2 separate regions of the Homo sapiens genome follow, and region 1 is linked to region 2. Evidence: read pairs that join two places in POLR2A ChIA-PET (ENCODE). Cell type or tissue: Panc1. All regions are shown on one strand. Links, peaks and the distances in the headings refer to the core of each region. The heading gives the core; the rest is flanking DNA. Region 1 overlaps ME3 (malic enzyme 3). Region 2 has its middle 51 kb from the start of PRSS23.

Region 1 (4,401 bases), core at 245-4,244, 92 kb before region 2:
GTATATCTAGAAAACCCCATCGTCTCAGCCCAAAATCTCCTTAAGCTGATAAGCAACTTCAGCAAAGTCTCAGGATACAAAATCAATGTGCAAAAATCACAAGCAGTCTTATACACAAATAACAGACAAACAGAGAGCCAAATCATGAGTGAACTCCCATTCACAATTGCTTCAAAGAGAATAAAATACCTAGGAATCCAACTTACAAGGGATGTGAAAGACCTCTTCAAGGAGAACTACAAACCACTGCTCAATGAAATAAAAGAGGATACAAACAAATGGAAGAAGATTCTATGCTCATGGGCAGGAAGAATCAATATCGTGAAAATGGCCACACTGTCCAAGGTAATTTATAGATTCAATGCTATCCCCATCAAGCTACCAATGACTTTCTTCACAGAATTGGAAAAAACTACTTTAAAGTTCATATGGAACCAAAAAAGAGCCTGCATCGCCAAGTCAATCCTAAGCCAAAAGAACAAAGCTGGAGGCATCACGCTACCTGACTTCAAACTATACTACAAGGCTACAGTAACCAAAACAGCATGGTACTGGTACCAAAAGAGAGATATAGATCAATGGAACAGAACAGAGCCCTCAGAAATAACGCCACGTATCTACAATTATCTGATCTTTGACAAACCTGAGAAAAACAAGCAATGGGGAAAGGATTCCCTATTTAATAAATGGTGCTGGGAAAACTGGCTAGCCATATGTAGAAAGCTGAAACTGGATCGCTTCCTTATACCTTATACAAAAATTAATTCAAGATGGATTAAAGACTTAAACGTTAGACCTAAAACCATAAAAACCCTAGAAGAAAACCTAGGCATTACCATTCAGGACATAGGCATGGGCAAGGACTTCATGTCTAAAACACCAAAAGCAGTGGCAACAAAAGACAAAATTGACAAATGGAATCTAATTAAACTAAAGAGCTTCTGCACAGCAAAAGAAACTACCATCAGAGTGAACAGGCAACCTACAAAATGGGAGAAAATTTTCGCAACCTACTCATCTGACAAAGGGCTAATATCCGGAATCTACAAAGAACTCAAACAAATTTACAAGAAAAAAACAAACAACCCCATCAAAAAGTGGGCCAAGGACATGAACAGACACTTCTCAAAAGAAGACATTTATGCAGCCAAAAGACACATGAAAAAATGCTCACCATCACTGGCCATCAGAGAAATGCAAATCAAAACCACAATGAGATACCATCTCACACCAGTTAGAATGGCAATCATTCAAAAGTCAGGAAACAACAGGTGCTGGAGAGGATGTGGAGAAATAGGAACACTTTTACACTGTTGGTGGGACTGTAAACTAGTTCAACCATTGTGGAAGTCAGTGTGGCGATTCCTCAGGGATCTAGAACTAGAAATACCATTTGACCCAGCCATCCCATTACTGGATATATACCCAAAAGATTATAAATCATGCTGCTATAAAGACACATGCACACATATGTTTATTGTGGCACTATTCACAATAGCAAAGACTTGGAACCAACCCAAATGTCCAACAATGATAGACTGGATTAAGAAAATGTGGCACATATACACCATGGAATGCTATGCAGCCATAAAAATGATGAGTTCATGTCCTTTATAGGGACATAGATCAAACTGGGAACCATCATTCTCAGCAAACCATCGCAAGGACAAAAAACCAAACACTTCATGTTCTCACTCAAAGGTGGGAACTGAACAATGAGAACACATGGACACAGGAAGGGGAACATCACACACCAAGGCCTGTTTTGGGGTGGGGGGAGGGGGGAGAGATAGCATTAGGAGATATACCTAATGTTAAATGATGAGTTAATGGGTGCAGCACACCAACATGGCACATGTATACATATGTAACAAACCTGCACGTTGTGCACATGTACCCTAAAACTTAAAGTATAATAATAAAAAAAATTTACAAGAGAAAAGCAAATAACCCCATCAAAAAGTGGGTAAAGGATATGAACAGACACTTCTCTAAAGAAGACACTAATGCGGCTGATAAACATATGAAAAAAAAAAAGCTCATGATCAGTGGTCATTAGAGCAATGCAAAGTAAAACTACAATGAGGTATCATCCCATGCCAGTTAGAATGGCAATCATTAGAAAGTCAGGAAACAACAGATGCTGGAGAGGATGTGGAGAAATAGGAACGCTTTTATACTGTTGGTGGGAGTGCAAATTAATTTAACCATTGTGGAAGACAGTGTGGGGATTCCTCAAGGATCTAGAATTAGAAATACCGTTTGACCCAGCAATCCCATTACTGGGTATATACTCAAAGGATTATAAATCATTCTGCTATAAAGACACATGCACATGTATGTTTATTGCAGCACTATTCACAATAGCAAAGACTTGGAACCAACCCAAATGCCCATCAATGATAGGCTGGATACAGAAAATGTGGCACATATACACCATGGAATACTATGCAGCCATAAAAAAGAATGAGATTGTGTCCTTTGCAGGGACATGGATGAAGCTGGAAGCCATCATTCTCAGCAGACTAACACAGGAACAGCAAACCAAACACCACATGTTCTCATTCATAAGTGGGAGTTGAACAATGAGAACACATGGACACAAGGAGGGGAACATCATACATTGGGGCCTGTAGGAGGGGGTGTGGGGCAAGGGGAGGGATAGCATTACCAGAAATAGCTAATGTAAATGATGGGTTGATGGGTGCAGGAAACCACCATGGCACGTTTATACCTATGTAATAAACCTGCACATTCTGCACGTGTATCCCAGAACTTCAGTATAATAATAAAAAAAAGATAATGCAGCCCTGCAGTTCACAATTACATGCTTGCTATGGTATTAACTTGTGACCAAACTAGAAGAAAGACTCCTGAGGTATCATTTTCCTTTAGAAAAAAAATAATAACCATCTTTATAATGTTGTTCGTTCACTTATTTATTATCTGTCTTTCTCACTAGATTGTACACTCAGCAATAAGAAGAATCATAGCTGGCAAGCTTATGATGTTATTCTCAATACCTCACAGTGCCTAGAAGATAGCAGGTGCTCAGTAAACATTGGGTGGATGGATGGATGGACAGGGATTCAGGGATGCAAGTAAAGAAGACATGAGTTCTAGGACAGGAAGCAGGATAATGTAAGATGAATAGCTCTTCTTAGGTTGGCAACCCTCAGCATCTTAGGGGTACCATGAAGAACCTCAGGATATGCCTCATATATGAGGCGGTCTTTAAGGAAGAAGAGGCCATGAAAACAGGAGATGGGAGAGATGTAGGCAAAGTTTACCTTCTTCACAATTTTTTTTTTTTGAGACAATCTCATGCTGTCGCCCAGGCTGGAGTGCAGGGCGCGATCTTGGCGTACTGCAACCTCCACCTCCCGAGTTCAAGCATTTGTCCTGCCTCAGCCACCCGAGTAGATAGGATTACAGGCATGCGTCACCAGCCCAGCTAATTTTTGTATTTTTAGTAGAGATGGGGTTTCATCATGTTGTCCAGCCTGGTCTCGAACTCCTGAGGTCAAGTGATCCACCTGCCTCAGCCTCTCAAAATGCTGGGATTATAGGTGTGAGCCACTGCACTCAGCCTGCAATTTTTCCTCTGCTTGCAAATAATATATGTAACACACCTGTAAGAGTAACTGGCACAGTAGGCATTATATGTGATTGTTATTATTTTTAATGTGATTGTGCCAGTAATTTTGAGCCCCAGAGGAGGCAGCTGACTCTGTCCAGTTGACAGTAGTAGATCACAGAACATTGAATAGCTCAGTTAACAAGAGAGTGGCTAAGGATGCTTGGACCCTCCAGTCCTGCAGTCAAAGCCAGTTACCAGAGGCAGGACTGCCCCTCTGCTTGGCAGGCCCTCGCTCCTGGCACCACCTGGCCAGCTGCCCCACTGGCACCCATGCCATCATCTCCCACAAGCATGGCTAGGCTCCTCAGACATGAGGAGAAGCTGCTGCCAGCTCTGGGAGTGTGAGAACAGGGGAAATGTTTCAGCTCTGATGGGTGGATTTAAAAGTCTGTTTCTAAAAATGGCTATTAATAGGTTTTTCTCTACACCAACCATCTCTACTCCTGTTTCATCAACAGCAACTGCATTGCTATTCACTGTCCTTGTGACCTCAAGTGATTTTACCAGTCAAAAAAAATCTACTGCCTAGAATAGACCAAAAATAAAAGAGATAAGAAAGGAGAGTATGACATGAAGGCTAAGCTTTCTGTCAGTTTGTGTAATGTTTTCAAGATCATGTTACTGCAAAGAAATACATAAAATTCAAAAGGAGGGTGGCAACTGGGAACTCACACAGTCATCAGAAACGGACACACAGGAGCGACAGCAGGAGCTACCTCAACAGATGCTTAGGTTTGCAACATACGTTGTTTAATATTAAA
Region 2 (4,401 bases), core at 110-4,109:
TTAGAGTGGTAGCAGCATGCAGCCTCAGGCAGCAGCTGCTACACCTGGCAAGAAACCACCAGCACTGCTTCTTGGACACCTGAAAGCATCCCTGGGGCTTCTCAGAAATGTTTGGGATGAGTTTCTGTGAAAGACCAGTCTCCTACATTGACATAGGTGGAGGCTCAGTGCCCTAAAGATTCGAGTACTACGCTTAAATGTGATTGCCTTTGCAATGACTGAATTTTCAGACTATAGAAATGGAAAGTTGGAGACAATGTTCATCAGATAGATATTTATTGGCTGTTGCTTAGTTCTTTAGGTTTCTTTTACTGTAATGGTTGTTCAGTATAATGGTAACTGGTCTCAAAAACAAAAACCTGGTTCTCACCCAGCCATTAAGGCACCCACAACTGCAATCTCAGGGTGGTGGTAAGCATATCCATGTGAACCTTCTCTCCATCGAGCTCATGATCTCTGCGGTTGGCTTCTGGTTTCTCAGGGAATGGCTGGCATTTAGATTTACAGTTGTAGGAGAGACCCTGGGGAGTGACTGCAGTGGATTCCATTGGGCTCAGAGACATTCTTTCTTTTGCTCTGTCAACTGGGGTCCACCCAAGCTTTTGATGAGAGCAGCTTCAAAGTATGTGATGTGTCTGCACAGAGTATTCCCTTTTTTTTTTTTTTTTTTTTTTTTGAGACAGAGTCTCACTCTGTCACCCAGGCTGGAGTGCAGTGGTGCAATTTCAGCTCACTGAAACCTCTCCCTCCCAGGTTCAAGCAATTCTCCTGCCTCAACCTCCTGAGTAGCTGAGATTACAGGTGCCTGCCACCATGCCCAGCTGATTTTTGTATTTTCTGTAGAGACGGGGTTTCGCCATGTTGGCCAGGCTGGTCTCAAACTCCCAGGCTCAAAGCAATCCACTTGCTTCAGTCACCCAAAGTGCTGGGATTACAGGTGTGAGACACCAGGCCCAGCCCAGAGTATTTGGCCACAAAAATGTCAGGGAGGTGGTATGGAATTGTTAAAATAATGCAGGTTTTGGAACCTGAAAGATGTGACCTCTCTGAGCCTCCGTTCCATTGTCTGTAAAATGGACTCGAAAACCCCACCTTATAGGGTGGTTATGAGGTTAAGCAATAGTGTATGTAAGGTGACTGGCACAGTCATTGCGCAGGCAGTTTAGTGGTATTCAGATAACAGAGAGGTGGTATTCAGATACCAGAGAGGGAAGCTTATTTCAGAGACTACATCATGGGACTGTTTATACTTTTTCCTTCCCAGTGTGCCAAACACCATCCTGGGCACTTGGTTATAAAGATGCGCTAACTCACCTCCCCTTCCCCTTTCACAGCACAAGCTCAGGCCAGGAACAGTTTCCTTCCCAGTGGCATAGACTGCCAAGCGCTTACTGCTGTGGAGATGGGGGTCATTCTGGGTGCCTCTGACTTGGGTTGTGCTGGGAATGGAAGTCGGGTGGCCACAGGACGAAAACAACAGACTAGCCCAGGGCTGGAAAGCTGTCAACAGGAATGTGAAAACGAGATCTTGGTTGAATAGCTATGGCAAATATTCTTGGAACATTCTTCCTCTGTTCTTAGGGTGAGGAGGAGGAGATCTCACCCCAATTGTGGGGGTGGAAAAATCTGCTTTTCATTAGGGGTACACTGTGTGTGGAGGGACCAGCCCTTCCAGACAGCTCAGTGATCACAGCCTGGGTGCTCACTGGCTGAGGTCAGCTCTTCCCAGCACCCAGAACCAGGCTCCAGGCATTGGACAGGGCTGCTAATAGCCAACAGAAACATGAGGTCTCTCTACCCTTCTATCCTACTCAAAAGCATTTTTCTCATTCTATTCTTCGTAAGCAGAAGGGGACCAATCCTCTTCATCATAGCTTTCCTTTATTGAACACCTGTTCACCAAACACCAGACTATGAAGCCACACTGTCTCTAAGCAATCTTCATATTCTAATCTTTACCCCCTTTCTTTTGCCTGCTATCTTGCCTAATCATTCACTGAGAAAATAAATCCCACCAGGCAAGTGCATTTCGCTCAATGCAGCAGACAGGGTCCAGCAAGGAAAACAGAACTGTCTTTAAGTACTTAAAACAGAGAATTTAATACCAGAAAATGGGCTGGGCATGTTGGCTCATGCTTATAATCCCAGCACTTTGGGAGGCTGAGGTGGGTGGATTGCTTGAGGTCAGGAGTTCGAGACCAGCCTGGCCAACATGGTGAAATCCTCTCTATTGAAAATACAAAAATTAGCCAGGCATGGTGGCAGGCACCTGTAATCCCAGCTACTCAGGAGTTGAGGCAGGGGAATCACTTGAACCCTGGAGGCAGAGGTTGCAGTGAGCCGAGATCGCGCCACTGCACTCCAGCCTGGGTGACAAAGTGAGACTCTGTCTCAAAACAAACAAACAAAACCCAGAAAATGGCTAAAGGAGAGATGGAAGATGGGAGACGCCAAAGAAGCAGTGATGAGGCTGCCCAGAAGCCGCTGGCACCCTAGGCAGAGGAAGAAAGGGAGGTGGTAGCATGGTGTTCTTTGGGCAAGTGTGCTGGGTTTACTTGCCGAACCAGACCATGGAGGACATCCCTCCAAGAAGATGGCCCCATGAAGGAGAGGCAGTGGCTGCTAGAGATTTCATCAGAAGGGAGGAGGAGTAATACTCTGCTGCTCCCTGCCTCCCACTCTACAATCCTCCACCCTACTATTGCCCACCAGTGCCTCCTGTTGACCACACGCAGGGGGAAGAGCTGAAACAGGAGCTGAGAGATGCCCCCTGCAGCCCATGATAGAGTGAAGGAGAAGGGCATGGAATATTTCCAAGGGAGGCACACCATAGGCAGGAACATTCATATTACCTTATTTAGTCCACACACAATCATATTGTCAGGTAGGAATTATTGTTATCCCATTTTTCTGATGAGAAAATTGAGTATTATAGGACTTAAAAAAATAGATTCTTAAAGCTGAGCTATTTTGGCATTCTACCTACTTTAAGCTCTGCCAGAGATTTGAATTCTCAAACCTCTTTTTCTTTCCTAATAGCAGAGCTGAGTAAGCTTTAATGGGTTAGCCAGATCTGTCTTTAAAGTAAATCAAAGGTTTTCAATTTCATTTTTGAAAAACTTAATTAATGAGAAGCACATTTATTTCAAAGAGCCAACACTAAATAAAACAAGCCTATGGCCTGCTGGAGCTTGACAGCTGGCAGCTTTGGAGAAGGAGTGAGGGGCCTCTGGGAACTGCATCGTGGCTTGGTAGTGTGAACAGAGCATCACTGGGGTCAGCTCTGTGTCTGCTCAAGGCTGCCTGAGGTCTCGCTGAGGCATGTGAGCATTTCTGCCAGTGTCCCTGCCTGGCAGCACTGTTCTAGAGTTCCTGGAGCTGTGTCAGCCACCACTATGAGCCCCTTTGTCCTAAAATCTGCTTTGGTATCCCTCTTCACTGTACACTTGAGGATTTGATGTCCCTCTTCACTGTATACTCAGCATTCTGTGCCTGCATCCATCATGGCAGAAATGCAATAGAAATTTAAGGAATGAATGAGTGAAAAGACATATAGCAACGCAGATGTCCTTAATGGAATGGGGTAGTGGGAAGAATGTGCAGTCAGTTGTCTGTTAGACCTAGAATTACACCCCTATGTGCTACTCACAAGATGTGTGATTTTAAAGAACCAAATGAGGTCTGAGCTTCAGTCTTCTCCTCTATAAAATGGGATTTGTATTACCTTCCTTAAAGGGTTGTTGTGGCTATTCAAAGAAATAGCATTGCTTAATGACTATCATTTCCTTTCTACCTGATATTTTGAAAAGAAACTACTCTGTTTTTGCTTAAAATGTTTTGGGTAATCAGCAGGATTAAATATTGGGATAGATGAACCATGGCTTTGAAGCAGGATGAGGATATAAACTAAGATTCAGTACAGGAAATATAAATCACTTTGGGTAATTCAAGAAGAAAGGGATTTGATGCAGAGAATTGATAAATATAAAATTGTCGAAAGGTATGGAAGAGTGAATGTTGAGGGCCACCGCTGGACTTTTGAGTTCAAGGACATTCAGTCCACCATGGCTACAGCCCATGTCAGGAGGCTGCTGCTGCTGCTGCCGTCACACATGTCGCCACAACTGCCTGGTACTCTTCAGTCTCTGTAACCTTGTGTGTTCATGTTCTATTGCTGCATGACAATTTTACCACAAGCTTAGCAGCTGAAAACAATACATACTTATTATCTCACCATTTCTACGGGTTAGGAGTCTAGGCACAGCTGAGATGGATTCCCTGATTCAGGATCTTATGAAGCTGCAATCAAGGTGTCAACTGGGGCTGCAGTCTCAGCTGAGTCTCAATTGGAGCAGGATCTGCCTCCAAGCTCATATGGCTGCTGCTGGTGCATTCAGTTCC

Evidence for each region. ChIA-PET counts read pairs that join two places held together with the same protein. Peaks named below come from ENCODE experiments on the same cell type or tissue, not always from the same donor. Only the 100,000 strongest peaks of a DNase experiment are listed, where the experiment ranks them.
Region 1: POLR2A ChIA-PET joins it to region 2 with 5 read pairs; 3 of 35 experiments call an interaction of 5 or more read pairs at or near these places.

Annotation. Positions count from the first base shown.
Region 1 is chr11:86,654,832-86,659,232 of GRCh38, forward strand. The region is part of intron 2 of ME3 (malic enzyme 3); the gene reads right to left. Among named protein-coding and RNA genes, the nearest start is that of ME3, 16 kb to the right of the region's middle. In Panc1, for the core only: no CTCF peak of the experiment used is centred there; no DNase peak of the experiment used is centred there; H3K27ac peaks cover 571 bases.
Region 2 is chr11:86,746,920-86,751,320 of GRCh38, forward strand. No RefSeq gene overlaps it. Among named protein-coding and RNA genes, the nearest start is that of PRSS23, 51 kb to the right of the region's middle. In Panc1, for the core only: a CTCF peak has its summit at 2,732 (motif pointing left); no DNase peak of the experiment used is centred there; H3K27ac peaks cover 3,535 bases.